Regions from separate parts of the Mus musculus genome. Here region 2 is linked to region 1. Evidence: chromatin loops called from intact Hi-C (ENCODE). Cell type or tissue: left cerebral cortex. All regions are shown on one strand.

The links. A loop is a pair of places that touch in the nucleus more often than their neighbours do. Peaks named below come from ENCODE experiments on the same cell type or tissue, not always from the same donor. Only the 100,000 strongest peaks of a DNase experiment are listed, where the experiment ranks them.
Region 2: a loop joins it to region 1, with 6 times the contacts of the local background. A loop is called at or near these places in 4 of 42 quality-filtered maps.

The regions. Positions count from the first base shown.
Region 1 is chr5:33,992,789-34,000,788 of GRCm38, forward strand. It overlaps Nat8l (N-acetyltransferase 8-like), which reads left to right and starts at 3,196. Exons shown (of 3, transcript NM_001001985.3): 1 at 3,196-4,422; 2 at 5,581-5,745; 3 at 7,992-8,000. The coding sequence starts at 4,056. In left cerebral cortex, CTCF peaks have their summits at 2,043 (motif pointing right), 4,418 and 4,619; DNase peaks (open chromatin) are centred at 2,043, 2,703, 3,222, 3,777 and 5 more places; H3K4me3 peaks cover 4,336 bases; H3K27ac peaks cover 3,043 bases.
Region 2 is chr5:34,182,420-34,190,419 of GRCm38, forward strand. It overlaps Mxd4 (Max dimerization protein 4), which reads right to left and starts at 5,291. Exons shown (of 6, transcript NM_010753.2): 1 at 5,091-5,291; 2 at 4,910-5,009; 3 at 1,895-1,924. The coding sequence starts at 5,154. In left cerebral cortex, no CTCF peak of the experiment used is centred here; DNase peaks (open chromatin) are centred at 4,380, 4,731, 5,465 and 6,634; H3K4me3 peaks cover 3,000 bases; H3K27ac peaks cover 5,420 bases.

The DNA.
Region 1 (8,000 bases):
ACAATGGTCCTGAAAAGAGTCTTTTAATTTTCCCTCTAAAATTTCACAAGCCAGGCCTCCATTTTCTGCACTGTTCTCAACATTATCTTCCAAGCTCCTACACAACATCTGACAGAGCTCTTAACAAAGGATGGATCTTCAAGCCCAAAGTTCCAAAGTCCTTCCACAGTCCTCCCCAAAACATGGTCAGGTTGTCACAGGAATACCCCACTCTGCTGGTACCAATTTGTCTTAGTCAGGGTTTCTATTCCTGCACAAACATCATGACCAAGAAGCAAGTTGGGGAGGAAAGGGTTTATTCAGCTTACACTTCCACATTGCTGTTCATCACTGAAAGAAGTCAGGACTGGAACTCAAGCAGGTCAGGGAGTAGGAGCTGATGCAGAGGCCATGGAGGGATGTTCCTTACTGGCTTGCTTTTTCTGGCTTGCTCAGCCTGCTCTCTTATAGAACTCAAGACTACCAGCCCAGAGATGGTCCCACCCACAAGGGGCCTTTCCCCCTTGATCACTAATTGAGAAAATGCCTTACAGTTGGATCTCATGGAGGCATTTCCTCAACTGAAGTTCCTTTCTCTGTGATAACTCCAGCTGTGTCAAGTTGACACAAAACTAGCCAGTACAAGGACAGATTCTAGGGGAACAATCTGTCTGTCTATACCTCTAATTTTGGACAGTCTTTCTTAAAACGACTTATAGTTTAAATGTTCTTTATAACTTTAGTGCTGTGAAAAAATTGCTTGTACTGTAGTATCCTGCCAGGCTGCAACCATAGCCAAACTGATTGTATGAGGGTCTAATTTCTGTACAAAGACAAATATATCTATAAGTCTGCCTTGCTTTGTATGGCTGGATGGCCGAAATGAGCTGCATTAGCACTCTCATAAGATGATTACTCTTGTAATAATCTTAATTAACAATATATGGGTGAGTTAAAAATCTTAAGCTTGTGATCAAACTGCAAGCTGCAGTCAATGGAACACTGGCAATTTTAACCATAATTTTTAAGTTTCTTTTGCAACGTTAGAATAATATCTACAACTTTGAAAAAGCAAAATCCAATTTTAAAACAATTTATTCTCTTTAAAATCAATACTAGAAACATCACTTTCACATTATGAAGTTTGGCTGCCAATCTGTATATGAATGCATGACAGTGCAAAATTTAATGCTTTATTAAAGAGACATTGTTCTGAATCATATCGCTCATAAGTCTAGTTTCTAGGATAAGAATTACATAAAATATTATCTCAATTAGAAGTATCTCAATTAGAATGCCTGAGCTTGTCTGGAGGCATCTCTCTCTCTCTCTCTCTGTCTCTGTCTCTGTCTCTGTCTCTCTCTCTCTTCCCTTTCTTTCTTTCAAACTCAGAGGGAGTTGAGTCTGGACCTCCAGAAGTTCTGGCCTGGAAATATTATTGCAGAATTCCCATTTTGGTGGCACCTCTTCGCGGCTTTTGAGCCTGTTTCTCTTCTCTGTGCTTTGGGCTCTCCTGCTCTCTTAAAGGCTCCTGTCCTCCCCCAGTCCCCAGTGGTTTATAGCTTTCAGCATCGAGCCCAGGGCCATCTCCCAGGACTACCTTGGCTGTGGATATTCCCACTACCCACTCCTTTTTCTCTACATTTTCAGTATGGGGTTCTTCTTCCCCAAACAGACCCTGGGGCAGCCATGCCAGGCAAGGATAAGTCCTCTTTACCCAACATCCTTAAAGAACACACCGTGGTTGGAGGGCTGCCCTATTAAGGAAGCATTCCTAACCCATGAATGTTCAGGTGTAGGGTCCAGGGCACCCGTCCCCACTCTGTCTCTGAAATCTTGATAGACGTCTTTACCCCTGCCAGGCTGTAGGCAGGCACTTCTAGGCTCCTGGAAGGTGCATTCAGCTGCAGGATGTGAGGAAGCCAAGCTGGGTCTCCTGAGTCTTCCTACACACCCAGGCAGAGGAGTGTGTAAGCCATCGTGGGGAGCTCGGGAGAGGTAGAGTGGCTCTAGGCTGCTGCTTTATTAAAGAGGACCTTGATGCCACCCAGGAATGGCCTAAGGGAGAACGGCAGAGGGCGCCCCACGACAGGAAGGAGGAACAGGGCTAAACAGGGCCATGGATTGTCCTGCTGTCTGCGCAACTCCTAGGGTAGTATCTTTAAGTCTCCAAGACCCTGGGCTCCAGTCTTGGCCCCTTCACGCTTTCAGACGGTTCCGATGTGTTGGTTATAGCGCAGGCCACCATCATGGCCATGGGGGCGGGGGCGGGGTGGGCAAATGATTATAGGAGGACCGGGGCAATGGAAGGAATGGTTAGGCAGACCAGGGAATGGGTGCTCTGCAGAACTGAGGGGGATTCTGGTCGCGCTGATGTGAGTCTTGCAAATCCCCTAGGCCCGGAGGTGCAGAAAGACGAAGGAGCAACTCTGGTCAGGGGTGTGGAGAGATACCCTATAGGCACCGGACCATTTTGTTGCTTCTAAGGCTTACAGGCTTCAGTGACCCGCAAACCTAGGGTCCTGAGTCAGAACTTCTTGGCTCCACCAGATGGGTCCTCAATGCTCAGCCTCACTTTCCTCGGGGCCCTTCTGCCTGACTGTCCTCAGCCCTTACAGGCCGGCACTGGTCCTGCAGACCACCCAGCCAACCTCGGGACTCAGGAGAAGTCAATGTGGCTAGTCGGTGCCCCGGCCTGTTCAGATACTATCAGTGAGTTCCTTTGAAATATTGAGAGATTTAGCATCAGTGTCCAGGAAGGTCGCCTCTGGGACCCAGATAAGTCCCACTCCCCCGCCCCCGTGTCTCGAAAACAGTGAGGAAAATCCTCTCTAGCCTGACCCTCTCCTTCTCAGTCCCCTTGTGCTGACAACCCTGGCTGTTTGATTACCCTACTCCCAGGTTCCATTTGCGAGACAGGCCCCTTCAGTCTCTAGGTGACCTTAGCCGTTCTGCTGGCTCCAACAATGGTGCGGCATAACGCAGACTGAGGGTCCTCCGGCCCGGAGAGGGTCTCCGCGAGCACGAGGATGATTCGGCTTTGGGGGTGCCCATTCCCGTGACCTAGGAAAGTGGATATGCCACTACGCATTCCCCACTCCATGCGCGCCCTGTCTGCTGCGTCTGCACGTCTTGCTCCGGGGGACTGTGAGACCGCGGCTCTGAAGCGAGCCCCCGCTGCACCTGCACCAAGGCCACGGGGCGCATGCGCGGACCGCGGAAGGCGGGGGCCGAGCCGGGAGGGGTCCTGCAATTCCGCAGGTCCGCTGCCGGGAACGGTCGGGTGTCAGATTGGAGTGGGGTGGGGTTCGGCTGTCAGGCAGCGCGTGCATCAAACCACATTTCAGCCGCGTCCTCACTCTCTCAGTCCGTTCGGCCCCGGCCGCGGGCTCGGAGGGCGCCTGCCAAAGGAACACGGGGCCCCTCACGAGGACTTCGGCCGGGCGCCGCGTACAGACAAAGGGGTGGGAGATGGAGACACTTCCGTGATTACTGCCAGCGGCCGCGGAAGAAGAGGACGCTTTGCTGCAGGAACGCAGGTCCGAGCGCAGCGGCAGCTTTGCGGGAGCTCAGGGGCGGGGTAGGAGGCGTCCATCACTCTCCGACCTCCTGGCGAGCCTCAAGCCCCTTACGCAGCGCCTCTCTGAGCACCCTGTCCCTGCTGTCGTTCACTGAGGACCACTTCCTCGCACGCTCTCCGTTCGGCCCCTCCGTGCTCCCGCGGTCCGCCAGCCACGCAGCCCAAGTGTGCCATCGGGCGGGCGCAGAGGCGGCGTCTGCTCCCACCCCCGAGATCACATGGTGACCCTCGGCAGCCAATGCAGTGGACGCTAGGACCCTGCGGGACCCCGGGCGCCGCGACTGCACCGGCGCCGCTGCATTATAAATACTTCTCCAAAATGCGGCGCAGCTCCCTGCGCGCGCCCCGGCCGCCCGCCGCCTCCGCCCTGCGCCCCTGAGCCGCTGCCGCCGCCGCTGCCGCCGCGGGTCCGAGGGCGCCGCGCCCTTGCCCTGGGCTCGGGCTCTGCCCGCTGCCGCCGGCTCGCGTCCTCGCGCTGCGCCGCCCGGCCGGGTGCATGCATTGTGGGCCTCCCGACATGGTCTGCGAGACGAAGATCGTGGCTACGGAGGACCATGAGGCACTGCCGGGGGCCAAGAAGGACGCGCTGCTCGTCGCCGCCGGAGCCATGTGGCCCCCGCTGCCCGCCGCGCCCGGGCCGGCCGCCGCACCCCCACCCGCGGCAGGTCCCCAGCCCCACGGAGGCACCGGGGGCGCGGGGCCGCCGGAGGGGCGCGGCGTGTGCATCCGCGAGTTCCGCGCAGCCGAGCAGGAGGCGGCGCGCCGCATCTTCTACGACGGCATCTTGGAGCGCATCCCCAACACGGCTTTCCGCGGCCTGCGGCAGCACCCGCGCACCCAACTGCTCTACGCCCTGCTGGCCGGTCAGTGCGCCGCGGGGGGCGGGGGGCCGGCGGGGCTGCGGCAGTCCCGCACCGGCCCGGCTCCAGCGGGTCCAGCGGACCCCTCCGGGGACCGTCGCGCTTGACTCTCTTTGCCTTCCTTCTGGGTTCCCATCTCGGAGCCCCGGTGCCGCGTCGGTACGCTGGACCGGTTGGGAGGAGACCCGCTTGCACCAGCGGCGCAGCGCTCCGGGCTTTCGGCCAAGGCTCCTGGGCCGGGCGTGGGAACCAGCGCGGGCTGAGTGCAGGGCGCTGCGGACTGGGAAACACAGGGTTGGCAACTCAGTCCGCGGCGCCCGTTCTTTCCGTCGCGGGGCATCCCGGGTGGGGGCGGCGTGACAGGGCAGGTAGCGCTGCAGCTGCGGCCCGGCGCGACAACTATATATATAATCTTTGGGCGGGGGAGGCCGCCTGAGGCTCAAGTGCTAATTTATGACGGGAAGACAGCCAGCTCCGCGGGGAGCCAGGGAGACTGTTCGCCAGAGCCAGGGATACAGGGAGGATACCCTCTGCTGTCTGAAGCACACCCCCTCCCATTCCATGCCATCCCATTCTGCAGATGAGGAGCTTGAGGCGACTCACCCAAGGTCATTCGGAGGAGACAACTTTTGCTCTTGTGCGTTTTTTTCCTCCTCCACAGCACAAATGAAGTTGGAAACGGTGTGGTGCTTGTCGCCCGACTCTGACAGCCTAGTGGGCTCTGAAGCTGCCCAGGGAGGGCTCTAGTTGGGTGCCTTCTCAGCCCGGCGCAGGATGACCTGCTTGCATAGGCAGTGTCCTGGTGTCTCTGTCCAGCTCTTTGACTTAGCACCAGGCTAGGTGGAGTAGGCAAGAGACCCTTTGGAAACTGGGGGAACCAAGGGCTGACCAGCACTGGTCTGGCCTAGGCTGTATTGTGGACCTTTGTTTCAGGTTGTGAAGGTAGCAGGTGTTTACGCCAGAGAGCTTGGAAATGAGGAAGCGTAGAGAGGGACTGCGGCCATGACTCCTACACAGAGAAACAGTCCCTGGTGGGGAGCACCCCTAAGCACTGATTTACCAAGGTGGTTTGGACTCCGGGTGCCGTGGGACCTACCCATGTCCAGCCTGGCCGCGTGCCTCTCTGCACCTGCCACCTCACCTGTGCCCCCTTGCCTGCAGCCCTCTGTTTTGCTGTGACCCGCTCACTGCTGCTGACATGCCTGGTGCCGGCCGGGCTCCTGGCCCTGCGCTACTACTACAGCCGCAAGGTGATTCTGGCCTACCTGGAGTGTGCGCTGCACACGGACATGGCTGACATTGAGCAGTACTACATGAAGCCACCTGGTGAGTTCTGGAATTCTCCAACTCTGCCTACTCCCTCCCTCTTCCCCTTCAGGCACAAGAGGGCCTAAGCTGTGGGATCCTGGTGTTCTGAGTCTTCTGAATGACTGAGGCTTCTAGCTAAGGGTGGCGTGTCAGCAGGGGAGAGCCAGAAAGAAGTCCTTCCCTTGGTGGCCTGGCTCCACTGTGTCCTCTGTTGGACACCTTTTCTTGCTACCTGCCGTTTGTTTGTCTGTTATGGGGTGAAGTCCTGGCTGGATCTTGAGCCAGCCGAGAGTGCTCAGGGTGGAGGAATCCTGGGTGACACAGGAGATGTCCCAGGGAGCAGAAGATTGAGCAGGAGCCCAGGCCTTACCCGGTCTCCTGACTAGAGTAGTGAACCACAAGGTATTATCCCAGACCCCAAGGCTTTCTGTAGAATGAGGGTCTGGGACTCTGGTCTCCAGGAGCTGGAGACTGGTTGGTCTCTCTGAGGCAGGCCATGAAGCAGGCTGGGTTGTGGGAGCCAGAGGAGAGACATTTTAAGGTGTGAGGGGATGACACAGGGGGCTGGCCAGAAAGAACCAGGTCTATTTCAAGGAAGGGCAGCCTTCTTAGCCTTGCCAGCTATAGTTTTCTGCCAGCTTCTCCCCAGCCATCCCATCTTGTACCCCAATGCCCTGTTTAGCTGGCCTTGGTGCCTGCTGTTTTCCTTGGCCCTTACCCACATTCAAATACAGCTTCCTGTCCTCTGCAGGGTCCTCTACCTACCTGCCTCTGCTTGGGAAGAGAAGGTGGGAAATGGCTGAAGCGGGTTTCGGTAGATAGCTTGAGTAGATAGATGGGTGTGGTCAGAAGTTCCTGTCATGTGCCCTCAGGGGTTAGAGTGTGGCAGCTCTTGCTAATCCTTGGACATCTGCTGGGTTTATAGGGTTAACCCAGCCTCTACTGGACAATGAGCCTGACACCAGGCTAGCCAGCCCCTACAAGAAGGGAGAGAGCGAGAACAAGGAGTTTGGATGGGAGGAATTCTGACGGGCACGGGACACAGGGAATCCAGTCACCTTCATGAACTAAAAGAGCCAGAGCTGGACATCAGCCAACTGGGCTGTGTAGATTTATGGGAGTTCTTATGCAAGTGGGGAAACAAGACCTGGGAAGAGTGACAACTAGGTGCTAGAGGCTGTCTTGACCTCTGGTCTGGTTGTGTGGCTGGGTGTGGGGCAGCTGGTCAGAGAGCATATGGGCATATGGGGTTGGGAAAGTCCTAGAGGCTCTGGGACCAGGGCCCTCCATGAGTTGGCAACTTTCTCTGCTACGCTGGTGAAGGGTGGGCAGGCAGCACCCTCAGCAGTAGAGCAGAGTCTGCCCTGAAGGCACCGGCTTCCCCAGAGGTAAGAAGTGTAGGGAGGAGTGCTTCCTCCTGCTGGGTTAGGGCAGATGCAGGTGCAGAGCTTTTGGCATAAGCCCTCTGAAGGAGGCTGGAGGTGGAGTGGGTAAGGCCAAGGGAGGCCAGATCTCCCACAGCAAGTCACTCTCTTGGCTTGGCCAGACGCTCTCTCCCCCCTACCATCCTTTAGCCTTCATCTTTCAGAAAGGTCTCAGGGTGTCCCCTTGACCATGTACCTCTAGTTCAGGAAGGTGACTGGATTCCCTGTGTCCCATGCCCGTCAGAATTCCTCCCATCCAAACTCCTTGTTCTCGCCCCCTCCCTTCTTGTAAGGGCTGGCTAGCCTGGTGTCAGGGTTACTGGGTTTGGGGTGTGTGTGGCTGTCTGTGGTCCCTCGCTGGGTCAGAAAACATTCTTCTGGGTTCTCATTCAGTTATATCCCTGCAAAGATACTGGGGGAGGAGTATGGCAGACCAAGGGCTGGGATTCAGAGTATGTCAGCAAGACATGCTCTGCCCTGTGGCCCTAGCTGTGGTTGTCTGTGGGTTTTCCTGTGGTCTGGGGGTAGGAATTTGCTTTGTCAAGGGCTGTGCAGCTCCTAGGCACCTCCAACTACTATTCTGGCCAGGACAATAGAGACTTGGGCTGGAGCTGATTGTGTCTGCTTGTGAGGTGGGATCCTGTCATGCAAAGTTGGGCAGGTTTGCCCGGACTGAGGCTTATGGAGTGTCTCGTGGCCTCCCCTGGTGTCCAAAAGAGCTGAAAGGTGAGGATTGAGCATCATTGTGATACCCTGACTTGGCACTCAGCTGGAATGGGCAGCTCGAAAGTCTCTTCAGTCTTCCATGCAGAATATCCCTGATTGTCATGTCCTTCCTAGGTTCCTGTT
Region 2 (8,000 bases), 190 kb after region 1:
ACTTGCAGCTCTCATCAATACTAAAGACCAAAACTTAGAGCTGAGTCTAGGAGGGCTTCCAGGCCCTGAGGTCAGCAGCTAGTGCCACCATGGCAAATCTACCAGAAATACTGATCTACAGGGGTAGTGGGTAGGGTGGGTGGGTACTGTTCAAAGCTCCGAATGGGGAAGTCCCACAGGCCCACCTGAGTCTCTCTGACAGACACTTCCAGTGAAGGCAGCATCCAGGGTATGCCTCTTACGGCCTTCTGGGCAGCTAGCCAGGTGTTTCCTTCCTTCCTCAGGACAACACACAGCCCTTCCTTCAGCCAGCATCCAGGAACACCTGGCATCGATCTATAGCCAGCTGTGACTGATGTCCTTACCAGGGCCCAAGCCCCAGACATTTGGACTTCTCAGAGCTGTCTACATCTATGGCCCAGTCAGCTAGGTAGAAAGACCCTACCCTGAAAGACCCTGACACCCTGGGTGTCAGAGAGGCCCAGGATGCCCAGAAAATCCTACCCCGTCTTAAATTAATAGCCTCTATAAGACCCAGTCTAACTATAGGCTTATGAAGAATGGCAAAGACCAAGACTAAGGTCAACAGATGTCTGCAGAGGTCAGAGGTCAGCCCTTATCCTCCCTAGAGGTTGCTTCCTACCCACTCTTGCCTCCATGGCACTCCTCATCTGTCTTCACTATCAGGTGTCCTCCCAAACACTGCTTCCAGGAAGTCTGTCCTCACACAGGCCAGGACATTGTTCCTGAGTCTGGACAAGGTGGGTTCATCTCTTCTGTCCTAGGAGCAACCCCAAGCCTGCCTCACTCTGGCTTCCATCCCTGTGGCCTGGCCCCTTGGGAACCCCCCAAACACACAAGCCACTGCAGGAAGTGCATCTCCTCTGGGAACATGGTGTTCTGTCCCTGCCCAGCCACCCGCCCCAACTAGAGTCCTGAATCCCGGGAGAGCGGAAGTTGGCGCTGCACTGGGCGCAGACATGGGGGAGGGGGGAGGGGAAAAGGAAAGAACTGGCTGGGCTCCAGGCCTTTCCAGTGTACCCAGGAGGGATCATCTAGGAAGCAGAGTTAGGTACTCCACCCCCCACCCCAAACACCAAGAAGGCAAGACAGAACTTGTCCATTTTATTGATAAAAGCAGAGGTCAGGAGAGAGGTATTGCCTGCTGTCCCTCAGGGGCTTTCCCTGGTTCTGGCATGGGGTCTACTGCTCATGGGGCTGCCTGGCCTAAAATACCTCTGCTTCCACTTAGGCTGCTGCTGGCAGCCACAAGGATCTCCTTCACCTCCCAACTCCCAGGGTTTAGCCACACCTTGTCACCACTGACAGAGGGAAGAGGCAAATGACAAAGTGAAGTAGCCTTATGGGCCACCAGCCATACCAGGAGCTGACAAGAGCCAGGGTGCAGGGACAAAGCCTGGGCCTGCTCTCCTCCAGTGATGCTCCAGTCATGTAGAGCATCATAGCTCCTTAGAAAACAGACCCCAAAAGGCAGAGGGAAGGGGGAAAAGGAATGAATCCCCTACCAAGGCCATGATACTGAGAGCTGAAGCAAAGTTTCCAAAGGGGCTTAGGCATGCCCAATCACACCATGTCTTCTTCCAGGGAGCCAACTCAGACTGCTACCAGTACAAGGAGCTCCAAGTCCTTGGTACCTATCCAGTTCTGACCCCAAGCTAAACACCAAAGAATATGGCCTGAGCCCAGCCCTTGCCTGCCAATCCAAAACTGCCTGAGAACAGACCCTAGTCCCCTCTAGAACTGGCCTTTCCAGAGCCTAGAGCATAGTCTGGCAACCCCGACAGGTCAGGTCAGCAAAAGTACCCCTTCGATGTGGGAGGTTGAGGAGGCAGTCACATCAAGTAGCTCATATGGGAATGGGGGTACCACTTACCTGTGCTTTTCTAGTTCGTTGTGTGAAGACCTGTTTAGAGAGATAGAAAGAGAGGGCTCACTCCAAGGCCCAACAACAGGAGCACAAATAACAGTGGCTCTTTGTAGAGAGCTAAGAGCCTTCACACAGTGGCTAGGAGGATCTAGGTCCAGGATATTTCTGGATGCTGAGAGCTAGGGCAGGTATACAGCTGCCTATCAAAGGCTAGGGTAACCTCACATGGGATGGGGGACAAGGCACAGAAATACAAGCAGATCTAAGGGTCTGATGGCCACACAGGCCTATGGTGGCTCTGGTTGGCAGGGATACCCAGATGCCCAGCCACCTTCATCTGCTCCCCTTTATCTGAGGCCAGCTGTGTCCTTATAAGTAATACAAGCCACACACAGAGAACCAATGGCAGGTCTGAGCATGCGACATGAAGGTCAGACCCTCAGAAGACAAGATGATCCTGTCCTCCTGTGGCCACTCTGCCTTACAGATAGAAATACCCAGGACAAAGTCTTTAAAGCCAAGTCAACTTATGGGGGCATCTGTGAGAAATGCATGCTTTCTGGGCCTGTAGGTACATAGCAGGACATAGAAGATGGCCAATCCCCCTTCTCTCAGGAACTGCATTATATAGAATATGTAACCCTGAGACCAACTTTACCTTCCCTGGGAACAGTGACCCCATGGGCTGCTTGAACCTCACTGGCCAAGCCCATTCACCCAGACCACAGGTTCTGAACACTCAGGTTTCCAAGTGACTCTCAATCTAAGGGAATGTCACAGACCAACACAGGCTTCTAGGTCCCCGGACTGCTGCACTTAAGAGCAGAAAGATCAGGACACACCCAGACCAAGGCCCTCCCTGTGCTCTGCTGTTGCCCACCTGTCCTTTCCTCTGCTGCTCTAAGAGCCTGGATCTGGGATCTTTTACCAAAAAATGTGTACACTCTGCCTGGCCCATCATTCTTTGACACCATCAGGGTACTAGCTCACCTATGTTCCCTCTGGCCCTGGATTCCTCAACTCTTCCAAAACCTGCTGCTAGTCACTCAGGCTGGGCCAGAGCCTCAGAATCCCTCCACAGGCCAACCAGAGCCAAGAAGGCAGTGCAGAAACCCCTTGATGTCCTCTGGAGAACCTGTCTTTCAGTTCTCTAAATGGCAGCCTGACTGGGTCTACAGGTCTGCTAGTTTATGTAGCAGGCTAGGGTCAGCAGGAACCTTAAGTATTGAGGAGTCCCCTCACCTCCTGCACCAGAGGATACTACTTGTCTTGCCAGCTCCCAATCCCTGGACTACAGGGCCACTCTAGCAGCATGTGTGTTGGCCTTTCTTGGAACTCTTTCGGAGTCCAGAGATCCCGTGGGGGGAGGGGGGGTATTGTGCCTGAGGAGAGGCCATCGTTGTGTCAGATGCTGCCTGGGCACCACCTTGATCTGACCCTTCTGCTTATATTCTCAAAGTACTTGACCCTAAAGGCACCCTCCCATGGAGTCACTGCCATTAGAGACCTAGCCATCACTCACCCTAGCCTGCTATACCAGGGCCTGTCCTTCATTTTGCCAGGACACAGAAGGTTCAGAACTGCCCTGCCACATCTGAAATCCCAGCTTCTCAACTGAGCTGGCTGAGAATAGCCTCTGAGCAGTGACTGGGGAGGGGAGGGCTGTGTCTGCCACCCTAAGGCTTCAGGTCTTGAAGGAGTACACTCTGTCCAAGGAAGCTTCAGGGGAGGTGCACCCAAGTCCAGTCAGAGAGGCCCTTTGCATCCCCTGCCCCTTGCACCCAGTTCTCCCCATCCCAGAAGAAGATGGAAGGCTAGGACCTCATCCAGGAACAGGGTGGTTAAGCAGCCCTACCCAAGTAACTGAATCTGTCTATGCCTTGGCTTCCTCGGTTGTAAAATGGAGGTCAAAATAAGGCTTCATTTACAAGGCTGGGTCAGATTCTTACTTGTGTATATGGCAGAAGCATTCAAGGGCCTCAGCTCAGGAATGCTACCATTCCTATCAGCTGTGGGTACTCCATGCCACAGGAAGCTGAGCTCCCAAACCTGGGGTTTAGGGCAGACAGAAGCCGGGTCCAGGCCATCTCACTGTGGAAGCTTGGGGCAGTGAGGCCTCCAACACACTTAAGTCCTTCTGCAAACTGTTCAAAGCAAGAGACCAGGGGCTGGGACTCAGGCCGTTGGTAATTCAACCTGTTCTTTGCCAGGCCTAGGACACCACAGAAATGGGTCCTTGTGCCAGCCTCTCTGTTTCCCAAGAACAGACAGGCCACAGGAATGAGCCGCACCCTCTGCCAAGGGGCCCTGAAGCCCCCAGCCTGCTAAGGAAGCTCTCAGACTGACCACACAGGAGTAGCTGGGCCAAAGTTAGCCCCTAGACAGTGTCAGGTGTGCCCTGGATCCCACTGCAGCCAGGAAGGTGGAACCTTTAGCAGTCCTAGCCATACCTAAACCTCAGCTTCAGGGCTTCCTCCAAACACAAGGCCAAGGCAAACAGTGTAGTTGAGCCCTGGAACTTTTGAGAGAAATAGCTCCCTGCAGCTCTTCGCGACAAAGCCAGCCCTATGCTTGTGGTTGGAGTTTCCTTGTCAATAAGCTGCGCAGGACGCTTAAGTAGCCAGAGAGAGGTCTCTGTCCAGGCTCCTGGGGATAAGGTGCTGGGTCTAAGAGCAAAGCCAGCTCCGAGAAGTGCAAGGGAGGGAGGAGTCCCCAATTAGGCCCAAACTAGGGAGTAGCGGTCGGCACCAACTGACAACTCCTCTCCGGTCTGGAAAAGTCCAGAACGGCCCTCGGCGAGCGCGGCCGCTGTACGCGTGGCACTGTTTACGGCGGCGGGGAGGCGCGGCCGCGGGAAGATGGCGACGCGCGGGCGGGGCCGGCACCTCCTCCAGGCCGGCCGCCCGGGTGCGCGCAGGACTGTACTGGGGACGCAGAGAGGACGGGGACACTCGGGTGGGGCCGACCCGAGCTGGCTTGGCACAGCGCGCGGGGGTGGGAGGTGGGGGTTGGGGGCGGTACCTGTTGTTCGGGGCCTTGCGCACCAGGCCGGCCGTCTTTGTTTTCTTCCTTGCGAAGTCGCCGTCGAAGGGCAGCACGGAGGCGTAGCCGTGCTCGGCCTCTGCGGGACAGACGGTGCGGTCAGCGGCCCCCTGCGCCCGCCCGCCGCCCGCCCACCCTGGCACAAAGGGGCGCGGGCTACCTCGGTCCCTACGCTCCAGGTACTCGGCCGCCTCCAACAGCAGCAGCAGAGAGTTCAGCTCCATCCTGCCGCCCGCGCACGGGACGGCGGCGGCGGCGGCTGCCCGGCGCGCTCCTGCCGGCTCTGCTCGCCGCACGCCCCGCGCCTGGCGGCACACCAGCCCGACTCGCGGACTCCAGCGCTGGGCCGCCACCCTCTGCCTCAGGCCCTCAAATTGACACATAAGTCGAGCAGCAGTCGACGCAGCCAATAGGTGTGGGCGCTCCGGCTTAGGGGGCGGGTTCTTGTCTAGCCTTGCCCAATAGGGACTGGCCGAACGCCTCGGGCAGAGCTGAGAATGTTGACAGATGCGAAGCTTGGCTAGGATAGGCTGGCTCCAGTAGTAACAATTTAGAAGCCCAAGCTTAGCAACAGCACGTGGTGGCCCAGCCCCAGTGCTCGCTGACTGGCGGCCATCGTGCATGTTAAGTAGGCATTGCACGCCGATTGGGCCAGAACGGTCTATGTAAATTGAGTCCGCGGACCAATGGCCAGTGACAGGGCGTGGGGCCAATGAGGACGCCCGGGCAGGACCGGTTGCCGAGAGGAAGCACTGTGTGGTGGGACTGCTGCCCGGCCTACGCGGGGGCCAGGAGGACGTGGACCGTGTCTCGGGAGACACCAGGCAGGATGCGCTGCGGACACGCGCCCTGGCGCTTTGTCGTGCCCATGCATGTCGTGCGCAACGACCTGTTGCCCGGAGTCAGTTGGTACCATAGTCTCGGTGGAGGACCAGGCTTGGGGCCTGATAGGGGCGGGCGCTGGGATCTCGCTAAAGAACAGCAAAGGACACCTGTCTCTGGCAGGAATATTGGCTTCAGGGAAGGCTAAAACTTGGAGACAGGGACGCAGACCATTGGAATCTAAAAGCCTCTCAGATGTCAGACCCAAAGTAGGCAGGATCAGCCATCAGGAGTAAAAAGGAAGGCCACCAGGGTTAAGGGAGAGGCACCAAGAGCTACTGACACTACTGAGCAAGAGGGATCCGTGAGTGTCTGTTTGCGGTGCTTGGTCTGAGGGTAGAGCCGTGCCAAGAGCCAGGCTATGGTGACAAGAGGGTGAACTCTTCAGCAAACTCCTGGCCCTAATGACCCGAGGCCCTCATGCTGGCCTATAGATGCATGGGGGACAGACAGCTCAAGATGCCCTAACACCATCCTCTGTATCCATCCTCTCCCACCCCTTGATCCTCTCTCTGTTATTAGGTTGAGGACAAAATAGCAGGCTGGAGAGTTCTGTGGGAAATAAGGTGGCTAGATAGCAGCTCTTAAAATGGAAGGAAGGTACTGTAGCAAACAACAAAGATTATTAGCATTGAATTTACTTTAGGACCAAGGTGGATGCATTGTGCACACTTCCTTGTGGCTCTCCATATGCCCAATATGCAGATAAGGAAACTTGCAGTGTCCCCTTGAAATAGAAAGATGGAGATTACTGCTCCCACACCCAGAGCTGTTAACAATCTGGGAATGTGGAAACCAGAACCACCTCCCTCCCAGCCTGGGTGTGAGCCACAGATGTCTGACCTGTGGGGCAGGATTAAGAATAACAGGTGCTCTGATGGCGCCCTGAAAAAAACAAAAGAGGAACCTCATGCGGTCATAAACAGTCCTGTATAGACACTGAAAGAACTCCTTAGTATTGGTTGAAGTGCCTCTCTGACCAAGCCCACAATCACTCCAGGGCCAGGGCTGTCCAGAGCTGTAAAGGAGAAGGGTGTCCATCTTTCTGGAGCATTGAGGCCCATGCTCAATGCTGAGCTTTGGGCCCCTGAGCTTAGCATGCGGGCCCAGCATTTTGAAGGGTGCACCTTTGCTTTGGCAGGCTGGTGAGTTGCCTCTAAGTGCTAAGGCAAGCCTGACCTCCCCAGCCTGCTCCCTCCTCCTACTGGGATGGGATGCTGTGGTGTGTTGAAGTGGAGCACAAGAATAGCCTCCTAGCCTTGGAAATTTTTAATCTCAACTGGGGACACTAGCTCCCACCAGCTGCATCCAAGACAAAGCACTTTCCTGTGCCAGAAGTGCTCTCCCTCTCCAAGAGCATGTGAACGCTGGGAGGAGTGGGTAGTGGTGACCTGATAGGTAAAAGTCAGCTCTAGAGAAGTCCCAGGGGCAGGACAGCAAGCCTGCTGCTCAAGGAGGCTGCAGAATGAGCTGGCTTCCCAGGGGAGATCTGGAAGCCTCTGCTCAGAACAGGAAGTGGCTTGCAAGTACAAAGGGCAAGTTTGTCCCCTTTAGACCAGAGGGGTCTCTCCACCCATGGCCTTCAGATGGGGCAGGGGCACCAGCAGTGCCTGTGTGCATCTGTGTCCCAAAGTTCCCAAGATCTGGGGAAAGGAGGCATCAGGCTGGCCAACCAAGACCACCTTCCTCATCAAAGGTCACTGTGACATGCCAGGCCCATCCAGAGAAAGCTAGTGCCTTGTATAGACAGAGCCCAGACTTTCCCAATTGGAAACTGTGGAGTCCAAGGTGGTAAGAAGGAAGACACCTCCATCTTGCCACTGCATTGGCCCAAGTCCTCAGTGCCATCTTCCCTCACAAATGGTAAATTCAGCATGACCCAGGAGAAAGGACATAGAGCCTCCCCGAGTTTGGGTAGATGACCAGGGATAACAGGTCTTTGATCTGCCTGGCCTTTCCCTAACTGGCCTTCCTACCTCTGTTTCTCTGACTAGGAATGAGGCTCTAGCACCCATTTCTGGGACATTTGGAGAATTGACCAAAGAGCTTTGGGTCCAGTATGAGAAAGGGCCGCTTTACCACCACCACCACCACCACCACCACCACCACCACCACCACACACACACACACACACACACACACACACACACACACACACAAACACAGTGATGAGAAACTACTAGAAGGC